Linked DNA regions of Homo sapiens: regions 1, 2, 3, 5 and 6 are each linked to region 4. Evidence: chromatin loops called from intact Hi-C (ENCODE). Cell type or tissue: OCI-LY7. All regions are shown on one strand. Links, peaks and the distances in the headings refer to the core of each region. The heading gives the core; the rest is flanking DNA.

Region 1 (4,819 bases), core at 408-4,407, 360 kb after region 4:
GCCATCTGGATTTCTGTATAGCTGAAGGCCATATGCAAAGGTCTGGCTGCGTAGAATGGGCTATCTACATCCAAAGGGCAGAGAGAGGGGCCCCTCAAATGCTGGATGGAGCAGCAGGAGCTGCCTTCATTTCCAGCATGAAATTGGGCTGCTGTCACCATGACAGAAACTTTCTGATCAGCTCGTCCTCCACCCCTTGAACCCCAGCAGTCGAATCATACTGTGCTTGTCATGGTGACATATTACGGGACCAAGTGCGTAACAGAAAGTAAATGGACTCTGAGAGAGTCCAGAAGGATGCCTGGATTGTTCGCAGAATTGAACAGACCTTAGGAACTGGAACTAATACTTGATTCTCTCTCCTCTCTTCTCGCACTGTCTCTCTCTCCTCTCTTGCTCTTGCTCTCTCGTGCTCTCTTCAAGTCTGTCTTGTTTTTGTTTGGCTCTGCTTGGCCTCCTCTGTAAACAGTCTGACTCCAGGTGGGGGAAACTTGCCCCCTGACATCCCTGAATTCACATGCTCCTAGCTTACAGCCTTGGTGGAATTTTCCCCAGAGCCTTCTATCAACTCCAGAGAAGAATTCTGACTGGTCCTGCTCAGTCTGGCACCATCTCATTATTGGGTAGTCTGATTGCCCAGGCTGGAGGGCTATGGCTGAAGGACCAAGGGCAGCCTGTTTCCAGAAGGAAATGGGATGGAAAGGGGCTGGTCAGCACTAAAACAATAGCAACCAGAGGCCGTTACACATGGTTTTCAGGATAAAGTAAAAAAAATCGGCCGGGCACGGTGGCTCACTCCTATAATCCCAGCATTTTGGGAGGCCGAGGTGGGTGGATCACGAGGTCAAGAGATCGAGACCATCCTGGCCAACATGGTGAAACCCCGTCTCTACTAAAAATACAAAAATTAGCTGGGTGTCGTGGCACGCACCTGTAGTCCCAGCTACTTGGGAGGCTGAGGCAGGAGAATCGCTTGAACCCAGGAGGCAGAGGTTGCAGTGAGCCAAGATCGCGTCACTGCACTCCAGCCTGGCAACAGAGTGAGACTCAGTCTAAAAAAAAAAAAAGTCAAGATAGCAGAGGCCCTCCATCAAAGAGCATGCTGTCTAGTTAGGGAGATGAACTTGGAACAACAGAGGGCAACAGAAAGTGCTACTGGTGGCTGTCCTCAGACCACTTTGAGACCACTCAGCTCTTGAAAAAATTAGAGTACAAACATGGTATCCCTACTCTGTAACCAATTAACTCACATTTTTTAGGCCACAGCAGCTGGAGGAATCAACCCTAGGAAGATGGATCCTAATTATGGCAGGAGTGCAGTGTGGCAAAGCAGAAAATGCAGACAGATTGAGTTTAAATCCTAGCCCTCTACCAGCTGTGATAATCAACTCAACCTTTTTAAAGACTCAGCAAATAAAATTGACACAATTAGTAGCCTCCTTCCTAGGCTGTTGTGAGGATTAAGATATGTATATTAGGTGTTCACTAGAGGATATAAACGAGTACTCAATAAATGAGATGTAGCCAGGTGCGGTGGCTCACACCTGTAATCCCAGCACTTTGGGAGGCCAAGGCAAATGGATCAGTTGAGCTCAGGAGTTTGAGATCAGCCTAGGCTACATAGTGAAACCCTGTCTCTACAAAAAGTACAAAAATTAGCTGAGTGTTGTGGCTCGTGCCTGTGGTCCCAAGCTACTTGGGAGGCTGAGGTGGGAGGATCGCTTGAGCCTGGGAGGTTGAGGCTGCAGCGAGCCAAGATTGCACCACCGCACTCCAGCCTGGGAGACAGAGTGAGACTCTGTCTCAAAAAAATAAACAAGTTGCAACCTTATGGTACAGTATTAAGACTTATTACTAACAATGACTCTTGCTGCTGTGGGCGGAAAGCCACCCAGGTGCCGAAGCAAGAGACTGAAGGCACAAACTGTTCCAGTATAATAAAGAAAATAGAATAAGAAAAGTTATACTAGAAATAGGATATAGAGATGATTATATATGGATATTATCAATCATTAGTTTTAGTATTAATCTGTGCTTTACTATTATAACCGAGGAATAACCAGCCAGTACAGTCAGGAGCTGAAGGAACATTGTGAGAAGTGACCAGAAGATAAGAGTGTGAGCCCTCTGTCAGGCCGGACATGGTGGCTCACGCCTGTAATCCCAGCACTTTGGGAGGCCAAGGCAGGCGGATCACGAGGTTAGGAGATCGAGACCATCCTGGCTAACACGGGGAAACCCCATCTCTACTAAAAATACAAAAAATTAGCTGGGTATGGTGGCGGGCGCCTGTAGTCCCAGCTACTCGAGAGGCTGAGGCAGGAGAATGGCATGAACCCGGGAGGCAGAGCTTGCAGTGAGCCGAGATCGCACCACTGCACTCCAGCCTGGACGACAGAGTGACTTCGTCTCAAAAAAAAAAAAAAAAAAAAAAGAGCGTGAGCCCTCTGTCACGCCCGGATAAAGGCCGCTTGTGGGCTTGTGTTCCTGGGAAGGCACCTGTTACTTAGCGGACCATGAAAGGGGGTTTCCCTTTCCTTGGAAGAGTTAGAGAACACCTGCTCCACCAGCCTCTTGTGGGAGGTTGGACATCAGCCAGTCTACCCACAGACATCCGGAGGCTTAAACGTCTCCCTGTGGTGCTGTGCTTCGGTGGTCACACTCGTTCACTTTCATGTTCTGCCTATATACCTGGTTCCCCTCTTAAGTCCTTAGAAGATAGCAGTAGCAGAAATAGTGAAAGTATTAAAGTCTTTGATCTCTGATAAGCACATAGAAAAAAGGCTGATGCATGATGTCCTCCCTCTGCTTCAGCTACCACAAAGGGAAGGGGCCCCCTGTCCGGTGGACACGTGACTTGCTTGACCTTATCAATCACTTGACATGACTCACTCTCCTTATCCTGCCCCCTTGCCTTGTATACAATAAATAGCAGTGCATCCAGACATACGGGGCCACTACCGGACTCTGCACATTGGTGGTAGTGGCCCCCTGGGCCCAGCTGTCTGTCATACTCTCTCTTAGTCTTGTGTCTTATTTTTCTACAATCTCTCGTCTCCGCACATGAAGAGAAAACCAACAAGGCGCCATAGGGCTGGACCATACATGCTGCCACAGTGAAATTGTTGGAATCCCAGCCCCAGCTCCTTCCCTCTTTTCTGAGTGATCCTTGCTTCCCAGATGTCACCCCAAGATGCCTTTCCTGGGCAAAAGTAAGGAATCCCAGCCCTAAAAGGCAGATGGGCAGGATACTTTGAGGACCTACTTTGGGCTGGATGCCTGGCAGCTGGTTTGGCTGCAAGGCCCAGAAGCCCACTAAAGCTGCTGAAGTCAAGGGGGACTTAGAATAACCATGACAGCATTTCATGGAATTCAGTTGTAGGAGGCAGGATGGGCATCAGCGTAAGCAGGGTTTCCCAGGTGGCTGCTCTCTCTGTCTATCCTTCCATCAGGGACTGTGTATGCCCTGCCTCTGCCCTTCTGTTGATCGGGTTCCTTCCCTTGCCCTCGGTCACTGATTTCCAGCTGGCACCCTCATGGCTGACCCCAAAGGTCTCATGTCCCAGCCTTCATAACCTTCCAGTCCTTATACTGGCACCAACTGACTCTGTCTCTGACTTCACACCAAGTTTCTGGGACAGAGACTGTGGTTGCCTGGCTTGGATCAGGGTCACATGGGTTCAATGAGCCGTGACAAGTGATGGTAGAAGTGCACTGTGGCACTGCAGCCTCGACCTCCCAGGCTCAAGTGATCCTCCCACCTCAGCCTCCCAAGCAGCTGGGACCACAGGCACAGGCCACCACGCCTGGCTAATGTTTGTATTTTTTTGTAAAGACGGGGTTTCACCATGTTGCCCAGGCTGGTCTTGAACTCCTGACCATCTACTGACAAGGGATGGCTTCTTTCTTTGACAAGGGAACACTTCTAGCGGTGAACACTTCAGAGCTGGCATCCCAGGCTCTCTCCTCAGCTGCCTGTTCAAATCTGTGCTGGGTTGGTGGGCTGCCTTGTGTTCTAGCTTGGCTGATAATATCTGGAGAAGAAGAAGAAGAAGAAGACGTGTGAACACTTTGAAATCGAAATGTTGGTGTTAGTTTCCTAGGGCTGCTATAACAAAGTACCAGAAACCAGGTGGCTTAAAACACAGAAACTTATTGTCCCACAGTTCCGGAGGCTTAGAAGTACAAAATCAAGGTCACAGCCACTTTCCCTCTGTGTCTGCGTCCTCGTATGGCGTTCTCCTTTTTATGGGTATCCACATTTCCCTCTGTTATTTTTATTTATTTATTTATTTATTTATTTATTTATTTATTTATTTATTTTGAGACAGAGTCTTGCTCTGTCGCCCAGGCTGGAGTGCAGTGGCGCGATCTCGGCTCACTGCAAGCTCCACCTCCTGGGTTCACTCCATTCTCCTGCCTCAGCCTCCCGAGTAGCTGGGACTACAGGCGCCTGCCACCAAGCCCGGCTAATTTTTTGTATTTTTTTTTAGTGGAGACGGGGTTTCACCATGTTAGCCAGGATGGTCTCGATCTCCTGACCTCGTGATCCACCCGCCTCGGCCTCCCAAAGTGCTGGGATTACAGGCGTGAGCCACCGAGCCCCAGACTATTTATTTATTTTTTTGGAGACAAGTTCCCGCTCTGTTGCTCAGGCTGATGTGCAGTGGTGCAATCACGGCTCACTGCAGCCTCCATCTCCCAGGCTCCTCCCCCATCAGACTCCCAATAGCTGAGACTACAGAAGTGAGCCACTATGCTCGGCCCATCTCCCTCTTATATAGACACCAGTTCTATTGGATTACGGCCCACCCCAGTG
Region 2 (4,000 bases), core at 1-4,000, 260 kb after region 4:
CTCCTGTTACTGGACTGTACTCCCACGCCGCTGCTGCTGCTCTGGGCTGCGGAGCCCCAGGCCACCACCAATGGACGGGAGCAGGTCAGGATCTGCATTATAATAGCTCAGGACTGAGAAGCAACGCTGGACCAGGAGTCAGAAATCCCAGGTCCTAGTCCTGAGTATGCCACTTACTGGAGATGTGACTTCAGGCCATCTGGGCTTGTGTTTGCTCAGCTGGAAAATGGGGATAGTGACTCCAGCCTTGCCTGTTTTAAAGGGTGGTTGTGGAAGTCAGATAAGGTCATGGGCATGGAAGTGACCTGCAGACAGCAAAGTCTGGTCCAATTATGAGGGATTACGATTGCTATTATTATCTACCCATAGTAACTGCTCTGGCTCAAGCGGCAACAAACACACACCCAGCCCTAGATCCCGGTGCTGATAGAGTGCACACTCACACCCCAGCAGGAGGGGTCATGCCAAAAGATGGCAGTGATCTGGATAGATAAGGGCTGGGCCATAGCCAGGCCTCCTCCCCAGCCGCCCACACCTACACCACGCATGCTGGCTCACCTGGCACACTTCCCCGGCACCTCTGGGCTGGCTCCAGCACCTCCAGGGAGCCGCCCAGGGAGGGTGGGGAGAGACACTGACAGCCACCACAGCAGCCCATGAAAGCCAGGCCTGCGGCAGGGGTGCTGGTAGCTGCAGAGGGGAAGACACAGGCTTGGTCTGCAGCCCAGGGAGCCTGGCACAGGTGCCAGGGGCACTGTGCACAAAGGAACTGTTTGGCAAGCCAGATGGAAGGGGTGTGGCCAACCAATGGCCCTTCCACTGCCTGGCCCCATGTGGCCCTCTAGCCTCTGCCCACCGCCGCCCCCCCTCCCCGCCCCCGCCCCCAGCCCCGCCTCCATGCACCTTTCACTCCAGCCCCACTCCCATACTTCCTGGAGTCTCCAGGTCTTTGTTTATGCTGCTCCCTCTGCCGCATGGGCCCTTTCCCTAATCTCTTCTCCTCCCTGGTCAAAGCCTCAAAGCCCAGGCTGTAGTTGGCCTTGTATTATAGTTTGCAGGGGACCAGTGGTTCTCAAAGTGGGATCCCCAAATGAGCAACTTCAGCATCACCTGGGAAGGCAAAGCTCAGGCCCCATTCCAGACCTGCTGAGCCAGAACTCGGGGGATGGGACCCAGCCGGGCACCTTTAACCATCCCTCCAGGGGATACTGTTGCGCACAGATGTTGAGAACTATTGGTGTAGATAACTTCTGCCCACTGCTAGCCTGGAGCGCAGGGTCACGGCCCTTTTCTTCCATGTGAATCCCCCGGACCTGGAATAGCACAGAGTGGGTGCTTGGGAAATATTTTACGGATAGAACGGAAAGAAAAATGAGAGTAGCCAAGACCCTCCCACAGGAGAATAATCCCGGAGCCCAGGATCAGGGAGGCGGAGTGCAGAGCTGTGGGTGCTGGGCTGAGGCAGCCATGCTGTGGCTGGGAGTGTACAGAGTGGCCTGTGTGTGTCCCCCTGGCACCTGCCGCCTGCCCTACCCGCCATCCATATGGTGGGCAGAGCAGGGCTGCTTGGGGAGATGGGGAGGAGGCAGGCCGAGCTCTGGGGCTGTGGTCAGGGCGAGTCAGCTGGTAAATGTTGCCGCAGCAGAGGGAGGGGGCTGGCCTCATGGAGGGTGGGTGGGGAGGCAAGCAGTGGGGAGGCTGAGAGCTTAGAGGGGAGTATGGAGCAGAGGGTGGGGGGCAGAGGGAGCAGGACAGGGGACCAAGAACAGTCCAAGGGCCACCTCAGATCCCCAAATATGAATCAGAGGGGAGTCCACAGCCCCAGGCCAGGCCCCTGTTCTCAGTTCTGTCCCCTTTCCTCTGGCCTCAGAAACACAATGGCTAAGATGCATTGAACGCCGACTGCCGGGTGCTATGTGCATGCATTATCTTATTCCATTCTTTTTTTGTTTGAGACGGAGTCTTGCTCTGTTGCCCAGGCTGGAGTGCAGTGGCGTGATCTTGTTTCACTGCAAGCTCTGCCTCCCGGGTTCACGCCATTCTCCTGCCTCAGCCTCCTGAGTAGCTGGGACTACAGGCGCCCGCCATGCCCAGCTAATTTTTTGTATTTTTTTTTTTAGTAGAGACGGGGTTTCACCATGTTAGCCAGCATGGTCTCGATCTCCTGACCTCATGATCCACCCGCCTCGGCCTCTCAAAGTGCTGGGATTACAGGCGTGAGCCACCACGCCGGGCCTATCTTATTTAATTCTTACAATTGCCGCATAAGGTAGACACTATTATTTTCATCATTCTATCTTATTAAGGGCTAAACTGAAGCTCAGAGAGGTTAAGTCACTTGCCTAGAGTCACACAGCTTGTTAAGTGCTAGTGCTGAGGCTGGAATGAGGCTGGCTTCTGCGCTCCTTAGGCTGTCTCCTGCGTGAAGGGGGATGGAGTGAACAGTGCCCCCCGGTGGTGATGTGATGAGAATTCGTAGTCCTCCCCTGGACTTTTGCTGCAGGAGAAAGCCTTTCACTGCATAATGGCGCTCTTGCCCTTGGGGAGAAGTTGGGGGCACTTCATCTCCAGCAAGAACTGCACACACCACCTGCGTGTACAGGCACACACACCAGATGGAGGCACTGCTGCAGACATGCAGCTTCTTACCATTTCTTCCTGCCTCCTGCCCTCCTTCCTTCCCTGCCTCTCCCTCCCTGGACATACAGCTCCTCTTTTCTTCTCTTCCTCCCTCCCTTTCTTCAGACATAGGTACCTTTCCAGGTAGTTAGCATGTAGCAGGGCTCCGCAAGGCTGTTGGATGAACTGAGTGACCGTGCTTGGAGGGCCTAGTAGAGGGGTAGGAAGACATCGAGGTGGGTAAGCCATGCCTGCCCCCCAGGGGTGGGTGAGGCCTGCTGGGCAGCTCCTCTGATCAAGCCTTCTCCTGCCTGTAGTAGAAGCTGCAGCTGGGGTGCATCTTTGTGCTGGGGAAACACAGCACTTATGTGTTTGCACATGTGCGTGCGTGTGTGTGTGTGTGTGTGTGTGTGTGTGTGTATGCATCTGTGGGCAGCATTGGGGCTGCGGTTCCTCCTTTCCCCTCCCCATCAAAGTCTGGCCCAGAGGCCTGGCAGCCACTGATTTCTCGTGGGCTCTCTCCACTCTGGTCTGCAAGTACAAGGGCCTCCATCCTTGGGTGGGGTCCCTGCCAGTTCCAGTGGCAGTCATTCTTGCTGCCCGCGGTCTGTCACCTGCTCCTGGGCATGTTCTGCCTTTCTTGCACTCAGATGCCCCCACATGGTCACTTAGGGCTGGCTCTTTGCTTGACAGTGGTTGCGGTAAGGTCATTTCAAAGAGCATCCTTCTTAGTATGTTTAAATAGCTATAGAAAAGCCGCTGCACCCTCACCTCTTCAGAGACCCAGCCAGCGATAATGGCGCGCTCACTCTGATCTCGGGGGAGTTAGGAGAGGGTTGGGCGTGCTTAGCAGGTTTGTGATGTAAACAGTGCCCATCCCTGAGCTGAGCAGGACCTACATTTTGGGCTTCGGTTTCTCTAAAATTCTCTTAAATTGGACATTATTACATGTCAAATGTAGTTAATCTTGGTCAGTACAGTCTTGGATGGGGGTTGTTTGGCCCCTGCAGAAGGGCCTGTGTTGAAGCTGGACTCTGTCACGTGACTTGGAAACATGGCTGTGAGCAGGAAAACAGCTCCTAGTTGGCTTGAGAGGTTCAGACGAGATGGTGTGTGCAAGTGGTTAACACCAGGACATAGCATATGTTAAGTTAGCTTTATAATTTATTTTGGATATCTACCTACCCATCCACCCACCCACCTACCTGCCTACCTACCTACCTACCTACACCTTTGTGGTTTACACCCACTGCCGCCCCATGAATTGCAGGGGCGTGGGAGAAGAGTAGGAAACCATGGGTGGGGACAGAGTGTGGGCTTAGAGTCCACTGAGAGCCTAGCACGTGAAGGGAATGTTGTCTCTCTTTGGGTCATCAGTCAC
Region 3 (4,819 bases), core at 373-4,372, 220 kb after region 4:
ATAAACCCCCTAACACAGTCACCTTGGACCTCTTGACCCCAGCAACCCATACATCCAAGGTTACATACTTTACCATACTAAGTGACTTTGGTGGCTCCTAATAATGTCATCATAAATAGCCCTATTGAATAGAAATTTACATTTGCTCATCATGGCCCTGAGAATTTCAGCTTTTTTTTTTTTTTTTTTTTTTTGAGACAAAGTCTTGCTGTGTTACCCAGGCTGGAGTGCAGTAGCACGATATCAGCTCACTGCAACTTCCGCCACCCAGGTTCAAGCGATTCTCCTGCCTCAGCCTCCCGAGTAACTGGGTTTACAAGCATGCGCCATGACACCCAGCTAATTTTGTATTTTAAGTAGAGACGGGGTTTCACCATGTTAGCCAGGCTGGTCTTGAACTCCTGACCTCAAGTGATCCTCCCGCCTCGGCCTCCCAAAGTGCTGGGGTTACAGGCGTGAGCCACTGCACCCACTGAATTTCAGCTTCTTAAGAGCAACTATGTTTCAAAAGTGTGGTGTGGGCTGGGCACGATGGCTCATGCCTGTCATCCCAACACCTTGGGAGCCTGAGATAGGAGCATCACCTGAGCCCAGGAGTTCAAGACCAGCCTGATCAACATAGAGAGGCCCCTATCTCTACAAATAATAATAATAAATTAGCCAGGCATGGTGGTGTGCATCTATAGTCCCAGATACTCAGAAGGCTGAGGCAGGAGGATTGGTTGAGCCCAGAATGTCGAGGCTACAGTGAGCCATGATCACTCCACTGCACTCCAGTCTGGGCAACAGAGCGAGACTGTGTCTCAATAAAAGAAAAAAAAAAAAGATGTGATGTGGGGTGATTTCAGAGCCGGATGAACCTGGCTTTGAATCCTGACTCTGCCACTTCCCAACTGTATGGCTTTGACTAAGACTGAGCCTCAGTTTCTTCATCTGTAGCGTGAGGAGAGTACAAGCCATATCACAGGGCTAGTGAAGACTAGAGAAAATACCATGTCTGGTGCCTGGCACATAGTAGACACTCAGTAAACAGTCGCTGCTGTTTGGGGCCGTGTTATATGTAAGCCCTTGATGAAGGCAGAGGTATCTCAGTCATCCTTCTATAAACGGTCTTCTCCTTTGCCAAGCTGGGTGCGCCATTTAGAGTGTTCACGGATGCCCCTCCTGATGTAGAAAGCGAACAGCCCAGGAGGGTCACATGTTAATTCCACCAAGGTTTACTGAGAATCTCCTAGCACCAAGTGCTGGGCTACAGGGATGACAGACGCGGCCCCTGTCCTCACAGAGCACTGGGAGTCTCTGGGCCGGTGGGGACCATGGACAGCAGGGCCTATCATCAGTAGGGCGGGGTGGCCACTTGAGTGAGGGTGACACTGAAAACGGCCAGAACTATGGCCTAGAAGCTGGTCTCAGATATCGAGGCTCAGGGTGGGGGTTGGGGAGACGGAGGGACCTGGAAGCATTGGAGAACCTCCCGAAGGAAAACCTTCCCGTCTGTATGAAAGGTCAGCTCCCGGTCCCAGAGAACTTGGCAACTCGGTTCTGTGACGCTAAAAGGGTGGCGTTGGGGGGGCGGGTGCTGGGCTGCATGGGGAGAAGGGAAAAGTAGGATCCGCTTCACTGTGAAGTGAGTCCCACCACCAACTCCAGCAATCCCTGCCCACAAGTAGGATGGCGGGTCCCTGGGAAGGGAGCACGCCATGTCCTGTGCCAGTCAGGGAGCTCAGGGCACTGTGATATAGCTGAAGTGCTGAGTAGAATTCGGGGTGCAGAGCTGCGGGTGGCTGGTGGGGTGCTGGGGCGCGCAAGGAGGCTGGAGGCGGGGGTGGGGGGGTGCCCAGCCCCAAGTCCTACAGCGGCTGCTGGAGGAGTGAGATGAGCACATAGTGAGTGGCTGTGCTGGTGGAATTAGACAGAGGTGCCCCAAGTCAGGAACCTAGAGCCCTGAGCGCTCCATGGGGAAGGAGAACAGCCCCCACGGTGAAGGGGTGAGGGCGGTGTGTAGGCACACACAGAATCTTCCAGCTGGAAGAGACCTTCAATGTCATTTCATTCAACCTCCCACCTCATGAAATCTTTCAGTCTTCCAGTGCCCAACTGAGGACACCCAACTCTACTTGGACACCTCAAGGTACGGGGAACTCACTCCCTTCAAGGCAGCTCATCTCAGAGAGGCTTTGGAGCCTGCGGGACGGCCAGGAGGAGCCTGGCGCTCCGACCTTGGCCCTGTAGAGCAGAGTGGCCTCTACTCCGCGGCGGCACCTGGCTGGGGGTTGCGGCGCGGTTGGGCCAGCGCTGCTGTCCCCAGCCCCAGTGCTGAGGCAGGCAGAGCGCAGTGGGCTCTGGCGGAGGTCGGGAGAACTGCAGGGCGAAGGCCGCCGGGGGCTCCGCGGGCTGCGGGGGGAGGCACTTGACACCGGCCCGGGGAGAGGAGGGGCCGCTGTCCCTGCGGCCAGTGCTGGATGCGGGGACCCAGCGCAGAAGCAGCGCCAGGTAGCGGGGCGCCCAGCGTGGGGAGGGCTGCGGCGAGGCCCGGAGCTCGGCTACGACTCGAGGGGCTCTGAGTGGCCGGGAGCGCGGCCGAGGCGGGGCGCCCGGGGCCCGGCCCCCGGTCTGGGCGGTGCGGGGTCCAGACCTCCGCCAAGCGGCGTGCGGGGACCCCGGCGGGGCCGCAGAGGCCGGGAAGTCGCGCCGAGGGCGCTAGGACCGGCCGCGCGCCCAGGCCGCTCCCGCCGCGGCGCCCCGGGGCCCCCCAGTCGGCGCTGCCTCCCGGGCCGGCTCCGCAGCGCCGGGGCCGGGGCCAGCGCGGCCGCGGGGGGCGAGCGGCGGGCGGAGGCCTGGGCCCGCGGGCGGCCGGAGGGAGGGAAGGAGGAAGGCGGAGAGAAGGGGTGGGAGGGGGGGACCCGGCGGAGGAGGCGGAGAGAGGGAGCGCGACAGCGAGCGGAGGGAGGGAGCGAGCGAGCGAGGCAGGCAGGCGGGCCGGGAGGGAGGGAGGGCGCGCGGGCGGCGGCGGCGGCGAGAGCAGAGGACGAGCCGGGACGCGGCGCCGCGGCACCAGGGCGCGCAGCCGGGCCGGCCCGACCCCACCGGCCATACGGTAATGAGCGCCGCTGCTGGCGGCCCGGAAGGCCGGCCCGGAGGCGGCGGGGAGCCGGGGAGCCGGGCGGGGGGCGCCGCGGCTGGCAGTGCCCGGCTCGGGGCACGCTCCCGGACCCCTGCAACTCGGCGCCGGGCGCCCGTGGGGCCGGGACTGCAGGCGGGGACGGCGGGCCGGGCTGGCCGGGGCGGCGCGGGGGATTTGAGGGTTTGTTTATGTCCCCGCGGGCTCGGCAGGCGCCCCCTCCCGTCCCGCCCGCTCCCGGCGCGGACCCCCCTCCCCGCCCCCGCCCGGCTCCGGGCTCAAGTTCAAGTCTATACAATGCCGCGGGGGGCCCCTCCACCGCCGGCCTGCGCCGCGGTGCCCGGCTCGCCGCTGCCGCAGGGGCCCCGGCCGGGCCGCCCCCGCCTTCCGGGCTCTGCCCCAGCCCCGCGGCCCCGCCTGGAGCCCGCGGCCAGGGCGCCGGAGGGCGCGGACCCCGACCCAGAAGGATCGGCCCCCGCGGCGGCCCGGGGGAGCGGGGGAGGGGGCGGGGGCCGGGCCCCGCGCAGGCTCCGCGGCGGCGGCAGAAAATGGCAGCCTGGCACGACCCGGCCCCCCGCCCCTCCCCCCGGCGCCCGGCCCTCCTCGGCCCCGCGGGGCGGGGGACCCGGGAGGCCCCCGGGGGCGGGCCGAGGGGTGATGGCGGGGCCGGGCCGGGGAGCGCCGCGCCGCGATCCTCCTCCGGCCACCTGTGGCTGGGGGTGCGGGGCGCCGGCGGGGCCGGGAGGGGCGGCGGGGCCGGGGAGAGCGCCCGCCTTGGGGGCACACCTTCCCCCGGAGTGCCGGCGGCACGGAGAGGGGTGGTCGTGCCCGGCTCCTCCCTGTCCCCACCGCGGGCCGTGGGTGCCCGGGCGGCCGCGGTGGCGGCGCCGCAATGTGGGGGCGGGGCGGGGGCGGGCGAGGATCCCGGGCCCGGGCCCGGGCCGCGGGGGCCGGAAAACGCGGGGGTGGAAGTAGCGGGGCCGGGACCGGGAGCGGCGCAGGGGGGGTACGCCCGGGGTCGCCCCTCCAGCACCCCCGCGCACACTCCCACGCACGCGGACACACTCACGCACACGCACCCCGCCGGGCCGGTGCAGACGTGTCCTTGAAAGCTTCGCATCTGCACAGTGAAGGACGAGGCCTCGCCGCGGCTGCGGAGCGGGGTCTTCGGCCCCACGTCCCCGCACCCCGGGAGACCTCGAGCTTCGGAGCCGCAGGCGGCGGCTGTCCGTGTCCCGCCCTCACCCCAGTTCCCCTCCCCCAGGCCGCCCTGCCTTCCCTCCCCTTCGGCGCGGACCGGGCTGGCGCGGGTCCAGGGCCCGCCCCTGGCCTCCCCCAGCCCCTCATCGCTGGGGCCCGCGGCCCTGGGGCTGCCAAACTGCTTTTCGCTTTCCTGAAGCCTCCCTTCTTGGGGGCACCCTCTCCCACCCCAGCGCCCCTCTGCCATTTCTCCCCCTCTCCTCATCCCCTCCGTCCTGGCACCCTCTCTCCGCTGCACGGCCAGTTGAGGAGGTGTTGGCGCCCTGGGCGGGGAGCAGTGCCCTCTGGTTCCCAGGGGCTGCCTCCCCCGGCTCCTGAGGGGAGCCCCCTGCGGCTGCACCTTGACCCAACATGGCGTCTGGCACCCAGCAGGGCAGCTCTGGCCTGCGGCAGGCGGGAGGGTGGGCAGGGCCGAGCCCCAGGGCCGCGCAGCTACCC
Region 4 (4,819 bases), core at 496-4,495:
GGTCTCAAACTCCTGACCTCAGGTGATCTGCCCGCCTCGGCCTTCCAAAGTGCTGGGATTACAGTCTGAGCCACCACGCCCGGCCACCATTTCTAATAGTAGTTCCTATTGGAATTTTAGAAGACTCATTAGTTGCACTTCACTTTTCCTCCCCACAAGATGACAGCCAGGAGTTAGGCAAATGGCAGTCTGTTTGAGAAAGTAGTTTTAATTGTGGGGAAACTGTGGACTTGCCAGTAGCCCCCGAATCAAATATACCCCCACCCAACTGCTGGCATTTCCAGCAGGGAGCAGATCCTGAACATTTATGGATCTGGGTGGAGAGGAGAATTCGTGCTCTCTGCGGAGTGTGCAGATCCCAAGAAAAAAGGGAGAGGAAGGGGTTGATCTAGGCATGTTCATTTCCTTCTCTAAAACCAACCAGTCTGATTAGGAGAGGAGTGAGTGAGGGTCAGAGAGTCCCTCTACCTGGAAATAAGAGAGTGGACAGTAACTAAATATTAATTTTTGTATTCAAACATGCAAGGTTATATCAGTCTTCTTCTTTGAGACGCTTGATAAATATTTGAGTAACCTTGCCATCAGTACTGTGGTGTTCCAGTGACTCTTGCTGCATAATAAGCAGCAAAAGTTAGTGACATTAAACACCAATCATTTGATTACACCTGCAGATTTGGATGGGGTAGAGGGTTGGCTTTTTTCTGCTCCATGCCATCTGGGGCCTTCGCTGGGGTGACTGAAATACCAGGGTTGGAGGATGTGGCTTGAGTGACTGGAGGGTTCTTCCCTCCTGTGTCTGAATGCCCTGGGATGGGGAAGGCCGGGATCTGCTGGAACAGACACTGGGGCCACCTATGTGTGTTCTCTTAATGTGGCTTGTGCTTCTCACCTCTTGGCCGCTGTGTCTTAAGAGACAGCATCCCTAGAGGAGGCATCCAGACAGCAGTTGTCCAGGAGAGCATGGCCGAGGCACAGGCCTTTCACCCCAGGCGGTGGGAGGAGTGCAGCCTCACTTCTGCTGCGTTCTGCCTTATGTGAAGAGTCACTGAGGCCAGCCCAGAATGAAGGGGAGGAGAACGGGACTCCACTCATGGTGCCGGTGATGGTTGTGGGAGGGTCACATTGCAAAGGTGCCTGTGTGGTGGAGACATTGTCGCAGTGATCTTCTACCCAGTATCTGTTTGGAAATTACACTCTGTCCCACATGGGATAAAGCCTTGTAATCAGAACAAGGGTTCCCACATAAGTGGTTAATTTAACCATAGTGATTATTATGTTTTCCTACTAAATTATACTTTTTGAAGGAAGACTTTATTAAAACAACTAACTATAATATTTACTAGGATTTTTATTACCATATTTAAATAGGTTAGTTTTTTTTAAGTAAAGTATTTTGGGTATATAATTGTGTGTGTTTTTTTTTAAATCACTATTAAATGGTCTTTAGCCTTAACCTTCCTTTTCCTTGATCTGGGCATACGTGCTTTTCTGATTCACTTTAAACCAAACTCCCTCCATGCCTGCGTACTTCCTTCCCTCCCTCCCAAGCTCCTATTAATTGTGTGGTAAAATATATGTAATATAACATTTACCATCTTAACCATTTTTAAGTGTATAGTTCAGTGGCATTAAGGACATTCACATTGTTGTGCGGCCATCACCAGCATCCATCTCCAGACCTTTTTCATTTTTCCCAACTGAAACTCTTCAACCTTTCTTTTCTTTTCCTCTTTTTTTTTTTTTTGAGACGGAGTCTCCCTGTGTCGCCAGGCTGGAGTGCAGTGGCGTGATCTTGGCTCACTGCAACCTCTACTTCCCAGGTTCAAGCGATTCTCCTGCTTCAGCCTCCCAAGTAGCTGGGACTACAGGCGCGTACCACCATGCCAGCTAATTTTTGTGTTTTTAGTAGAGATGCGGTTTCACCATGTTGGCCAGGATGGTCTCGATCTCTTGACCTCATGATCTGCCCACCGTGGCCTCCCAAAGTGCTGGGATTACAGGCGTCAGCCACCGCGCCCAGCCTTCATTCAGCCTTTCTTGATATGCAAGGAAGGCTCATAGCAAATATGCCTCCTTCTCTGCCTTCCATTCAGATCTCTGCTTCCTTGGTTTCACTTTACCAAGATAGATCTGATTCCCATCTAGTTACTCCTTGGCAGGAAGTCTCTCACTCTGTATGTCCATTGATACAAAATACGCCTGTACCACAGATACAGTTAGTAGAGGGCCTTCATGGAGGGTAGTTATGTAACTGACTGGTTGATAGTATGGAAATTTCACCTTTCTTCCCAGCAGATGGCAGAGTCCACCTCTGAACAAAGTTACTTATTGTGTTCTTCAAAATCTTCTATAAATGAGGAAGTATTTTGGATTTCTTTAACAATCTCTGTTAAATAAATATTGCTTTACTTAAAAAAATGTTGATGGACAGCTTATATATGTGCAGCATAGTTGTTTGGGCATTAGTGATAGCAAAAGTAAGCCATTCAGGGAGTCAGAGCAAATTTTCTCGTGACAGACCTGGATCAATTGAGATTGTTGACTTATCTTGGTCAGAAGCAGTGTTCAATTTCCATGTGACTGGTGTCCCTCTCCTCACATCTCTTGAATTATGAAAGATAATATGTATTCATGGGAAAAAGGTGTGCTTACTGAGCATGCTCCTGACCAGTTTTAAATAGCCACGTGTCATAATTAAACAATTAACTTTGTGCAAAGTACAAAACTAGACAATTTTTTTTTAACTTATAAGACAATATCCCCACTTGTGGCAAGCAAGAGCTAAGACATACACATGGAGAAATTAAAAACAGAATATACAAAATCAAGTCCTTTAACCCAATGGCCACCTCTTCTCAAAGAAACTGCTGAGGCTGGGTCTGCCATGCCCCCTGTCTCTGCTTCTATCAGTCAGTGTCCTTGTTTAAGCTGTCTGACCTCTTGTCTTGGGTGACACCAGCATTTTATCATGGTCTGTACTTCCTGCCTCAGCCCAGCTTTCTCATAAGTCAGTCCTCCACAGCTCACTTCCCTTTAGCACCGCTGGTCCTTGGCCAGCAAGCTGCCTTCACTTTCAACTGCTTCTCTGCACATTTCTTCCACCCCCTGTCTCCATTGAAATTTGGCTGTCCTGGAAGAACGCCACTTCCCTGCAACCCTTTCAGGTGGTTATTTATTCTCTCACATCCCATGCATTGACTATTAGGGTCAATTGACTATCGACTATTAGGGATTGACTATTAGGGTGACTGTTGACTATTAGGGATTGACTATTAGGGTGACCATGTAATTTATCATCAAAACCAGACCCACTTGAGTGTGAAAGGAGACACTATTAATTATGCAGGGACAACATGCATAAACTGTGATTATCTTGGACAAACCAGGACTTGTGCTTACTGTTTTAACTTTGTTTTTGCATTAAAAAATTACTACAAATTTAACTGCTTAAAATAGTGGAAACTTATTGTCTCCGTTTTTGTAAGTCAGAAGTCCAGGCTGTCTACTCCAGGTGTCACTGAGCTGAAATCGAAGTGTCAGTTGAGGCTGTAGTTATCACCTAGGGCTTAGAGGGCCTCCTGCTGGCTCCCTGTTCGCACAATTTGTTTAGTTGCACCTGTGGTGCTGAGGTCCCCATTTTCCTGCTGGCGGCCAGCTGAGGATGAGTCTCAGCTCCCAGAGGCTGCCTACAGTTTCTTTTCATGTGGCCCCCCATAGGCAGTTTGCAACACGAACATTTGCTTTCTTCTCGGCCAGCTAGAATGCATCTCTCTGATTTTCTTTCCTGCAACCAGCCAGAGAAATATGGCTTTTACGGGGTTCATGTGATTAGACCAGGCCCACCCAGTGTAATCTCCCTTTTGCCTTATAACATAATGTAATCGAAGGAATGATAGCTTATCATATTTATAGCTTCCACCCACACTCAAAGGGGAAGAGATCATACAAGGACAGGGTTCGCTGAAGGTAAACAGAATTCTGCCTACACTAGTCACCCTGATTATTTTTCTACCTGTTTTCCAATTAGCTACTTCTAGACTATTACGTCTTGAATCTCTTAGTTTTTTTAAAAAAAGTAATATTAGCAAACCAAATTTGGAAGAACATACAAAGGACTATACAACATGAGCAAGTGAGAATTACCCCTGAAATGCAAAAGTTGGTTTGCATGCAAAAATCAGTATAATATACCTTGTTAACAGACTAAAGGATGAAAAATAAGATCATCTCAATAAATATGAAAAAGGAATTTGACAAAACCCAAAATTCTGTCACGATAAAAAAAAAATGCAATAAACTGGGAATAGAAGAGAACTTTCTCAACCTGAAAAAGGACATCTATGAAAAACCCACAGTGGTCAGTCAGAGTGGCTCACACCTTTAATCCCTTCGAGAGACTCAGGAGGGAGAATCACTTGAAGCCAGGAATTCGAGACCAGCCTGAGCAACATAGTGAAACGCTATCTCTACCAAAATAATAACAATAATGAAAAAAAAATAGCTGGGCTTGGTGGTGTACACTTGTAGTCCTGCCTACTCAGGAGGCTGAGGTGGGAGGATCACTTGAGCCTGGGAGGTTGAGGCTGCAGTAAGTTATGATTGCATCACTGGCACTCCAGCCTGGGTGACAGAGTGAGACCCTGTCTCTTAAGAAAGAAAAACCCACAGTTAACATCATACTTAATAGTGAAAGACTGAAAGCTTTTCCCCTAAAACCAGGAAAAAGACAAGGATATCCACTCCTGCCATTTTTATTCAACATTGTACTGAAGGTCCTAGCCAGGGTACTTAAGCAAGAAAGCAAGCAAAATGCATCCAT
Region 5 (4,819 bases), core at 426-4,425, 150 kb after region 4:
CGTGGTGGCTCATGCCTATAATCCCAACACTTTGGGAGGCCGAGGCAGGTGGATCACCTGAGGTCAAGACCAGCCTGGCCAATATGGTGAAATCCCACCTCTACTAAAAATACAAAAATTAGCCAGATGTGGTGGTGCATGCCTATAATCCCAGGTACTCAGGAGGCTGAGGCAGGGGAATCACTTGAACCCAGGAGGCGGAGGTCACACTGAGCCGAGATCGCGCCATTGCACTCCAGCCTGGGCGACACAGTGAGACTCCATCTCAAAAAAAAAAAAAAAAAAAAAAAAAAAAGAAGAGAAAAGGAAACTCATTTACATTTACCAGATGAATTCTGCAGTTTTGAATTTCAACCTCATTTGCAAATGCTTATCTAGTTTGAGTGTAAATTTTTATGTAAATGACTACAGTGGCTATGTCATTGCTTTGGCCACCTTGCCAGACCTCATTCATGTGGAAGAGACTCACATGTTTTTAGGTGACATAAGCAGTTCTAAGTTTACACTTTATAATTAAGGTATTACCCCCTTTTAAATCACGTTGGCTCTATCCCTTGTCATCAGTCAATATTTAGTGACCCCACCTGACTAGTTGATAACACAGAGGTTCTCAGACCTGGGATCTGACCTGTTTACTGTGTTGACAGAGCCTTAAGGGCTTTATCTGAATAAGTTTTGTGAGTTTAAATTATACAACACTATCCTAAATAACACTTTGCCAAAGTCCATTCTCTCCCCAGTACCAGGCCACATGGAAGGCCTGTAAGTCCTGGAAGCGCTGCCCTGCCCACTGTCCCCAGCCTAACCTGATATATCTACTGCAAATTACGGTTTCTCTTCTGACAAACTTAAATTGCAATCACCAGATGTCCAAGTATGAAACATTGCTTTCTGAATTTCCCTATTCTGTTGAGCCACAGCAGTGTTCTCTTTAATACCAAACCTGGAGAAAACTGTGGAAGTAGGGAGATGTCTTAGAAACAGTTCTAAGAAATTACATACTGGTCTTTTGACCTCGGATACAATTTCAGCCTGTTAGGATTGCCCCATCCCTCCCCAACCATCGCACTTTCCACTTCAACACAGTGCCAGCAATGAAAACACATTTTATAATTGTTTAATAACTGTCCTATGACTGTTTGCCTTGCCTCAAGAATATAAGAAAAGTGTCCTGCCCCAAAGGGAAGTCTGGCAAGGAAGAGAGCTTGCTTCCTAACTGCAAAGCAGGTGCAAAAGCAGAAGCGCTCTAATTCCTTCCCGCTGCCAGAGCCAGTGTTCAGCGCTCTGTGCCTAGGCTCCTGTGAGTTTGGCTTTGGTCAGGCATCCAGCATCTGGCTTTGATTGTGAAGAGCACCTTCCCATGCTGAGTTGGGAGTCTCCTTAAGAGATTTCTCGGTGCCCATTTATTTCTAGTCCCTGTCTGTCCCTTGCAGTAATAAAAATTATGTTCTCCAAGTGTTTACTCACCCTCTCCCTTTCGTAATTCCTTTGCTTTACTGAGGTCTTTCTCACCATTGCACCCAGGTCTGTAGACTGTGTGGGAGCAGGAGCACTTACCCATTCCTGAGACTTCCTAGGCACGTACATGTTCAGTAAAGACTGGCTGCATGAATTGTTCCAATTTAAATAGAACCATTGCACAGCTTTTAGATTTACATACTAGGCCAAAGAGCTGAGTCTCCCTGACCACAGTGACCCATGGTGAGGCACAGAAGGAGGAAGTGGAAGAGGCCCATTAAAAGACAGAGTAGATGAGTAGCAAAGAACTGAAGAAAGAGAAACTTGAAAGTGTTCTCTTTATCCTTTTTCCTGCAGTGTCTGATAGTGCATTCATTTGGGCAGTCAGCTAATAGCCAGCAAGTGCCTGCTCTGTGTTCCATCACCATAAGGTTCTAAAAGACAGAGACCGGCCAGGTGCAGTGGCTCACACCTGTAATCCCAACACTTTGGGAGGCCAAGGTAGGCGGATCACCTGAGGTCAGGAGTTAGAGACCAGCCTGACCAACATGGTGAAACCCCATCTCTACTAAAAATACAAAATTAGCCGGGCATGGTGACACATGCCTGTAATCCCAGCTACTCCAGAGGTGGAGGTTGCAGTGAGCCCATATCGCACCATTGCACTCCATCCTGGGCAACAAGAGCGAAACTCTGTCGATAGACAGACAGATAGATAGATAGATAGATAGATAGATAGATAGATAGATAGATAGATAGATAGATTGATTTAGATGACAGAGACCATTTCTTTGTTTCCAGTGCTTTCTGCATAAGAGGACTAAATAAACCTGTATTGAATTAATGAAAAACTGAGGTCAAGAATTCTTTTTTGAATGACCTTTCAGGGTCTCCAAACAGTTTCCAGTTTACTGGGGGAAGTTGTGTATGTATGGGACTCACTGAAAAAAAAAAAAAAAAAAAAAAAAAAGACTGTGCCTGAAAGCAAGTAGACGGGGATACAGTTCCAACATGTTTAGTGTGGAGAGGGGACCAAATAAGAAAAGAACCTGTAGTGGGCAGAATTGCTAGTTGGGAAGTGATGAGGGCAGTGGGTCTCAGACTTGTATGCACCAGAATCAGAGACAAGATTGAACGCATTGCTGTGGCCCACCCCTAGAGCTTCGGTTTGGTGGGGATAGGGTGAGGCACAAAGTTTACATCTCTGACAAGTTCCCAGGTGATGCCGATGCTGCTGGTCTGTGTTCCATGCATCAAAAACCACTTGCCTCGATAAATGTACCTAAACACATGTGAATATCGTGAATGATGAATATAGAATTATTATTACAATTTCAAGTCATGGTTGCACTTCCTCTTTCAGATTCCCCTAAATAGCTATGTGAACCTTAGGCAGGTCAGGCCCTCTAGGCCTGTTTGATCTATAGTAAGAATGTTGGCGAGGTGGTTTCTAAGGTTCTTTCCTTCTAGCTCTAGGAGTTAGCATTGAATCACTCACCGGGCCGAGGCCTGCTGCTTGCTTCGTCCTCTGATGCTCCTGTGGGGGATGGGGCCTTTGATCTCAGCACCTGTGGGCCTGGCCTGGTTTGCCTGATTTTTCTATCATTTCTGACCAATGTTTGTGGTGATGGGCATTAATGGGCATTAATTTCTCTCCTTTTTTCCTCTGCCTTTTTTTTTCATCTTCAACACTCCAGGAGGAAGAGCAAAAGCAGGCAGTAAGTGAACTTCGGAATTTCCCGCCGGACTCTCGCTCCTTTGCACGTTCTTCCTTTCCTCATATAAATGTTTCTCCTCTTCTCCCCGCACATCATCTCTGAAGAGGGTTTTATGTGTAAAACCCCCAGCGGTTCTCCCCATGGTGTTGTAAAATGGCCTAAAAGTTCAAGGCATGTTTACCCAGTAGAGCATGTTCTTACTTAAAACCAGAGCTTGTAAGTACCCATCTGTTGTGCGCATTGAAGTGTGCATGATTAGCCAGGCTACCATTGCATTTTCCTGCTCTTTCATTCTCTGTTGTTGTGTGTCTGGAGTGATTTTAATTGCTTGAAACAACTTTCAGGGTGCTGGGGTGACCTCATGTCATGAATGAATGTGCATGAAAATGAGGACTTCTTTTGCTAACTATAGATGTCCTGCAGTCTCGACTAGGCTTCTGGATGCTGGGGCTGTGCCAGCCTCCTTAACAAAATTACTGACGACGACTGAGACACTGACTCCACTTGCAATGATTTCCTGTTCAGAACCTACTCCAGACGGAGCTCGGGTTTTTCTGAGCTGTGTGGCTATTGCATGGTGTTTGGGGGAGGTTTATGTTTGTTTCTGTTTATCCTGATAGCCACTGACCCACACAAGAAAGTCAATTGCAGGCTTATCTACAATATTAGCACCATATGTTTATATAACATAGTAAGATTTCAAAGCATACATTTTTTAAGCTGAAGCTGAGTTTTCGTTTACCTTGGAGCTTTTTTATCCTTTGGGAGATAAATACAAAACGTTTAATTTTTAAAATTTGCCTTTTTTTTTTTTTTGAGACGGTGTCTCGCTCTGTCTCCCAGGCCAGAGTACAGTGGCATGATCTCGGCTCACTGCAACCTCCGCCTCCCAAGTTCAAGTAATTCTCCTGCCTCAGCCTCCTGAGTAGCTGGGACTACAGTCACGCACCACCACACCCAGCTAATTTTTGTATTTTTAGTAGAGACAGGGTTTCACCATATTGGCCAGGCTGGTCTCGAACTCCTGACCTCATGATCCGCCTGCCTCAGCCTCCCAAAGTGCTGGGATTACAGGCGTGAGCCACCACGCCCAGCCTACCCATTTTTTTAAAAAACACAAATGTATACATGTTTTAGGTTAGGAATATAAAACATTATACTTATAATTTCTAGCTAGGAGAGCAATGGGACCATAGAGTAAAGGCGAGAGGAAAGGAAAGAAGAGATCAGTAGTGAGGGGAGGAGGTGAGAAGAGGGTACGGAGGAGACAGACTGTCAGGGGGAAAGAAGATGGCACATGGCATCAAGAGTGGCCGACAACCCAGAAATCTGATGGCTTTCGTGGAACCAAAGTGCACTTGTTTTGGTTTTTCCTAGGTTTGGTTTTGCTTTTTTCTTTATTCACACAGAGTTTATTGCTTCCATCTCTGGCGTTTCTGCATCAGTAGGTACACTTACATGGGCAAAGCTGAACAGGATGCAAATCAAGCCCAGCCATTACATGCTTCTTCCAGGAAGTGACACGCATCACTTCCTCTCCATTTCATTGGCCAGAGCAAATCACATGACCACACTTCACCTCAAGGGGGCTGGGAAGTCTAATCCTCCAGTTTATCTAGAAGTCCCAGAGAAGCAGATGTTGG
Region 6 (4,819 bases), core at 397-4,396, 190 kb after region 4:
CCTGAGAAGCATCTGTCTCCATGGCTGCCTCGGGTTGGCTACAGTAGTAGAAAGTATGACTCTACCCTGCTGTCATACCTGGGTGGGAAAAGTCAACAAACGAGTAACGGGAGAAGCAAGGAAGCCCCTGGGGTGGGTTGGTCAGGGAAGCCCCTTTGAGATAGTCTGGGGCATGAGAAGACCTGGCCGTGACCTCAGTGTGTTGTTTCTGCCCATGCTGCCACAGGTTAGCAGAGGAGCCGGACACAGAGGAAGCTCAGGTGAGTACAAAGAGTCCTCTGCCTCCCCACGGCCCCTCCCTCCTTCCTCAGCATCTTCCCTTCCCCTCCCTTCCTGCAGTCACAGGTCCCTAGCCAGGGCAGTCCTAACAGGTGAAGATGCAAGAGCCCAACTGTCCCTTCCCTTTGCCCACCCCAGCCATGTGCCCTCCTTGCCCTGTTTCTAGGCTGTGTCCTGTCTTGCACAGCACTGTCTGCAGGCCTGGTCCTTGGGCATGGCCTGGTGTCCTCTGTGTTGGGATGGCATTGGCAGACCCGACACTGCTGGCTGAAACAGGGTGTGCTGAGCAAGGCCACCTCCCTGGGGAGCACTGCCTCCCATGCTCCTTTCCCACAGCCACTGCCCACTTCCTTCCTGGGATCCAAACCACAGCCAGTGCGTCCCTGGATTCTGTCACCCAGCACTGCACCGAATCACAGTCCCTGACCCACAGACATGTGATTCATGCAGGATCACACTGACTACAGGGCTGACCAAGCCGCTTCCCATGGTGCCCGGCCAAGCTGCACCTTCTCACTTCCTGAAGAAGCAATGCAGAAAAGTACGGACTGCTCCAGTGGCAGATGCTCATTGCCTTTAGGAATTAGTCATTCCCATTTTCCAGCTCAACACCTTAATTCTTTCTAGTCCCAGCACCAAGATATCAGACTTCTCCATTTTAAAATCTTGTCTTCCCTCCCCTCCTCCCACCCCCCCACCTCTTATATTTAAAAATTAGGCATCTTCCTCGAATAAAGAAGTCAGGGCCCTAGCTGCACAATCCAGAAAAGGGGTTTTTTCAGACCCTCCCAAGTCGTGTCATCCTGGAATAGCCTCTGGCCCTCTCTGCCCAACCGCGCCAGGCCATTGAAGGCCTCTGCCCGCTCCCCCGGGGCCCCTGCAGCCTCGGCCTGCGCTGACTCTGGATTGTGCGAGCTGAGGAGAGGGCAGCACCTGGGCCACGCACATTCTCTCGCTGCCCTGGAAATCACAGCGCCCCAGGGGCTTGGAGAGAGGCTTCTCCCTAAACTCACTGTGCACATTCAGGCAAGGCCCTTTCCCAAGCAAGCCTAGGCCGTGGCAGCCGAGGAGGGAAATCAGGAACTGACTCGCCCTGCAGGAGCCTGCCAGAGCCCCTCTCTCCCCGGGGCAGAAGGAACTGGGGTGCAAGGGAACGTGGCAGAGCCATGTGCCCCCACCGCCTTGTTGCACATGGAGGAAACCAATGCCCCACACCAGAAGCTCCATGCCAGAAGCAGAATTGGAGCCGGGTCTTCTGCCTCCTAATCCTGCGCTCTCTGACCCACATCAGGGGTGATGAGAAACACCAACAGCCGAGAGTTAAACTAAGAGTATAAAACTTGGGTGCCGCGGATTCATGGATGCCCAGGCCTGCGCTCTGCTGGCCGGGGGCTGAGGCTTCCTCCCTTTCCTCTTAGTATTCATCGGCACACCTCAGTCCTCCCTGCCCTTCTCCTGGGCCACAATTCTCCCCAAGAAATCACCCCATTCAAACCTTGCATTGTGAACCCAATTCTTTCTTCCACGGAAACACTTCCTGACCCTTAGGAATGATGGCAGAGGACCCTAGGTACCACCCTTCAGCCCAACGCTTGAAAGGCGCCCAGCATCCTAGCAGCCCCTCCCTGCAGGGCCTCCTGTTCACAGTAGATGTTAGCAGCTTTTGTCCTGAACCCTCAACAGTGCCCGTGACTAACGGTGAGTGTGTCTTGCGCAGGCACAGAGGACGAGGAGCAAGCTGGCGCCGACATGGCGAAGGCAAGGTCTTCCCCCAGAGGCACATTCCTCTCCATCTTTCCACCGCACACCTGGACCAGGCTTGCAGGCTGCCAGACGTCACTCCACCCGCCAGGGAGAGGGGAGCCAGAGCCGGTGGGAAGCGGGGAGGGGCTGCGTGGCACAGCTAGTGGGCCTCCCCCTGCACAGCCCTGCATGTACTAGCACCTTCATCACTCCCCTCAGGGCATGGTCTCATCTCCGCATCAGGAATTCACCTGGAGGTTGAAAAGAGAAAAGAAAAAGCACCAAGCTCTTGTGTGTTTGTGACCTGATGAAACACTTCCTGGCGTCTGGCCAGCACGTGGGGTGCTCCTGAACGTGGGGGCACAAGTTTCCTTATCTTTGACCTTTAAAAACCAACAGGTTTCTTCCAGCGTGCAAAGAAAGCGTCAGGCCTTGCTCGGCTCTGTAGACATTCACACCCTGGCCACGGTGCTAAAAATAGTCTCACACTGGTTAGGCTTCCGCCCGCCCCGTGTGATGCCGCCGCCTGCAGCCCGGGAGGGAGGGGCGGAGACCCAGCCGCGCGCCGCAGCCGGGCTGAGCCTCCTCGGAGAGGGCGGGAGGGTCTCTGCGCCGCGGACTCCGTGGCCGCCAGGGGGCGCGCCGCCGGGGGCGCTGCTCGCAGCCTCTCGCCTTAGGGGTCGATTGGGCTCGGGCACACGTGATCAAGTCCCGTTCCCGGTGATTTTCATTTATTTTTTCCTCCTCCCTGGGCTCCAGGATGTTATTTTTAGCAGAAGAACTGCTATAAATATTTATAAAGGGCAGTGACTGTAATGAAGCGAGAAGCCCCACAGCTGGCTCCCCAGCATCCCTCACCCACCTCTGCAGACCCCTGCCCTTGGCTTTGAGGAGGTCTGTGCAGAGACGGTGGGATCAACTCCTGGCCGCACACGGATGGAGTCCCAGGCAAGCCTGCCAAGGCCCAGTCAGGGTAAAATAGAAGGGGTGGGTGTTCACACCTTCCGTCCTTTCCTCTCTGTCTCTTCTCCCCCATAGCTCATCTTCCCATTGGTTGGCACTGTGTCCCCACGAGCTTTCCACGGAGTTGCGCTCACCGTGGCCCCTCTCTGGCTCTTCAGGCAAGCAGAGCTCCCTGTTTCCAAGGGCGTGGGGCCCTCTTCTCTGCCCAAGCCCCTGCTGACTCTCTGTGTTTTCAGCTCTGAGGCCAGCACTCAGGTACCGGGTGCACTCTGGTGATACCCGTTCTTGCTGAGGTTGATTTCTCGTAGAGCTAGAAAACCCGCCATTACCTAAGCCCCGAGCTCCCTCATGACTGTTGGCGTCTGCTTTAGGACCCACATGCCTGTCAGACCTTTGGAACTGGGTCCCTTTCCTCAATCCTGGCGAGGAACACAGGTGGTCATCACGGAAGGAAGATGGGCACTTCCATCTTAATTGCTCTGTGACCACTGAGCAGGCTAATTTAACCTAGGTAGACGGTTTTTTGAGAAACTGCAGCATCACTGACTCCTGGGTGAGCCAGGCTGCCGTGCAGCACCACAGCCTGGGCTGGCGCTGTTTTGCAGTGCTGGAGGACCCCGGGAGGGCTACCAAATGCATCGTGGGTCTTGAGGAAGCAACAGCTCCACCGAGTTCTTGTCCATAAGTCCCAGCCACCCTGAGCTTCCTCTTCCCTTCGCAGCCCCTCTCATCTGCTGGTGAGGCTTCAACCACTGGCAGACGTGCTCCTCTTCGGGCTGCTTACTGTGCTCCTGCAGCCCATAAGCGCTTCGGAGGGGTGCAGTTGCTATGGCAATGCCTACAGCCATCTGAATTCCTGCTGCACCTTCTGGGAGAAAAGAGCTCATGAAGAGGCATTCGGTGGATTCCCAGTCTGGCCTCTGGCCTCTGCACTGTCAGGAGTCAGCTGATGGGTTACATGCCGGACACGTGGGAGGTAGGTAGCCTGCCTTCCTTGGGAAGACACACTCTGTACCCGCAAGCCTCATGCGCCCGGACGGGTTCTCCTTGTGTGGATCAGAAAACTAAATGAAGTGTCCTACTCAGGGCTCCTAGGTAATATACTGCACCAGTGGTTCTCAGACTTAAGCATGCCCGTGAATCCCCTGGAGTGCTTGTTAAAATACAGATAGCATGGCCATGCCTCCAGAGTCTCGGATTCAGCAGGTCTTGGGTAGAACCAGAGAATTTGCAGTCAACAAGCTCACAGGTGACGGTGGTGCCGTTGGTCCAAAGACCACACTCTGAGATTCACAGGACAACACTTGGATGAAGAAGAAAACAAAGCAGTGCAGGAAGCCATCGCCCATCAGTGAAGAAGGGCCAGAGTCAGCCGTCTATTTTAAAGGAAGAAAGGGCCCTGGGCATGGGTGCTGGAACTGGGATCCCTAGTCTAAGTTGGTTTTGGTCCCCAGCAATCAATGAAGACTCTCCCAGACATGAAGGTGGGCAGCACTGAGGCAAGGCCTGTAAGGTACAGAAGACCGACATCATGGAGGCCCAGCGACAGGGAGTTACTTCTCAGTCTATAGTCTCAGTGGTAGGGAGTGCTGAAGGCCTGCCTGGCTCAGGAGGGATGACAGGGGAGAGGGGGTGTTGCAGGCACCTAACCCCCACAGCCAGAGCCTGGACACCAAGATGCTTTCCCCAGGATGCAAATACCATCTTCCACACGAAACAACATCCAGGCCCAGATGGGCTGCTTCAGGCTACCGGAAGCTCCATCTCCTATGGGCATTGAATTCTTTTCAGAGGGAAAATGATTACTAGAGAACCTAGTAATTCGATGTTACTT

Evidence for each region. Peaks named below come from ENCODE experiments on the same cell type or tissue, not always from the same donor. Only the 100,000 strongest peaks of a DNase experiment are listed, where the experiment ranks them.
Region 1: a loop joins it to region 4, with 4 times the contacts of the local background. A loop is called at or near these places in 2 of 110 quality-filtered maps.
Region 2: a loop joins it to region 4, with 5 times the contacts of the local background. A loop is called at or near these places in 7 of 110 quality-filtered maps.
Region 3: it touches region 4 in a loop (5-fold over the local background); 10 of 110 quality-filtered maps call a loop at or near these places.
Region 5: a loop joins it to region 4, with 5 times the contacts of the local background. A loop is called at or near these places in 2 of 110 quality-filtered maps.
Region 6: a loop joins it to region 4, with 2.1 times the contacts of the local background. A loop is called at or near these places in 9 of 110 quality-filtered maps.

What each region holds. Positions count from the first base shown.
Region 1 is chr2:25,208,189-25,213,007 of GRCh38, reverse strand. It overlaps LINC01381 (long intergenic non-protein coding RNA 1381), which reads right to left. Exons shown (of 2, transcript NR_132378.1): 2 at 3,806-4,034. Among named protein-coding and RNA genes, the nearest start is that of LINC01381, 6.3 kb to the right of the region's middle. In OCI-LY7, for the core only: no CTCF peak of the experiment used is centred there; a DNase peak (open chromatin) is centred at 2,567; H3K4me3 peaks cover 565 bases.
Region 2 is chr2:25,308,008-25,312,007 of GRCh38, reverse strand. The region is part of intron 2 of DNMT3A (DNA methyltransferase 3 alpha); the gene reads left to right. Among named protein-coding and RNA genes, the nearest start is that of MIR1301, 19 kb to the left of the region's middle. RefSeq lists enhancers at 2,559-3,058, 3,059-3,560 and a silencer at 3,207-3,368. In OCI-LY7, for the core only: a CTCF peak has its summit at 2,454 (motif pointing left); a DNase peak (open chromatin) is centred at 2,447.
Region 3 is chr2:25,340,104-25,344,922 of GRCh38, reverse strand. DNMT3A (DNA methyltransferase 3 alpha) reads left to right here and starts at 2,998. Exons shown (of 23, transcript NM_022552.5): 1 at 2,998-3,097. RefSeq lists an enhancer at 2,086-2,205 and silencers at 2,326-2,805, 2,866-3,075, 3,366-3,535, 3,636-3,875, 4,156-4,275. In OCI-LY7, for the core only: CTCF peaks have their summits at 2,143 and 2,349; DNase peaks (open chromatin) are centred at 2,352, 2,992, 3,392 and 3,762; H3K4me3 peaks cover 1,293 bases.
Region 4 is chr2:25,565,082-25,569,900 of GRCh38, reverse strand. The region is part of intron 8 of DTNB (dystrobrevin beta); the gene reads left to right. Among named protein-coding and RNA genes, the nearest start is that of DTNB, 110 kb to the left of the region's middle. In OCI-LY7, for the core only: CTCF peaks have their summits at 2,300 (motif pointing right), 3,385 and 3,587 (motif pointing left); DNase peaks (open chromatin) are centred at 2,280, 3,000 and 3,570; H3K4me3 peaks cover 1,240 bases; H3K27ac peaks cover 2,018 bases.
Region 5 is chr2:25,417,872-25,422,690 of GRCh38, reverse strand. DTNB (dystrobrevin beta) reads left to right here. Exons shown (of 21, transcript NM_021907.5): 16 at 3,156-3,176. DTNB-AS1 (DTNB antisense RNA 1) reads right to left here and starts at 1,598. Exons shown (of 3, transcript NR_183382.1): 1 at 1,468-1,598. RefSeq lists an enhancer at 2,666-3,345 and a silencer at 4,773-4,819. In OCI-LY7, for the core only: CTCF peaks have their summits at 2,311 and 2,513; DNase peaks (open chromatin) are centred at 1,690, 2,900, 3,390, 3,680 and 1 weaker place; H3K4me3 peaks cover 3,943 bases; H3K27ac peaks cover 4,000 bases.
Region 6 is chr2:25,374,731-25,379,549 of GRCh38, reverse strand. DTNB (dystrobrevin beta) reads left to right here. Exons shown (of 21, transcript NM_021907.5): 20 at 227-260; 21 at 1,997-2,307. The coding sequence ends at 231. Among named protein-coding and RNA genes, the nearest start is that of DNMT3A, 35 kb to the right of the region's middle. RefSeq lists an enhancer at 2,279-2,328 and a silencer at 2,419-2,908. In OCI-LY7, for the core only: CTCF peaks have their summits at 2,446 and 2,649 (motif pointing right); DNase peaks (open chromatin) are centred at 1,995 and 2,529; H3K4me3 peaks cover 1,162 bases; H3K27ac peaks cover 1,370 bases.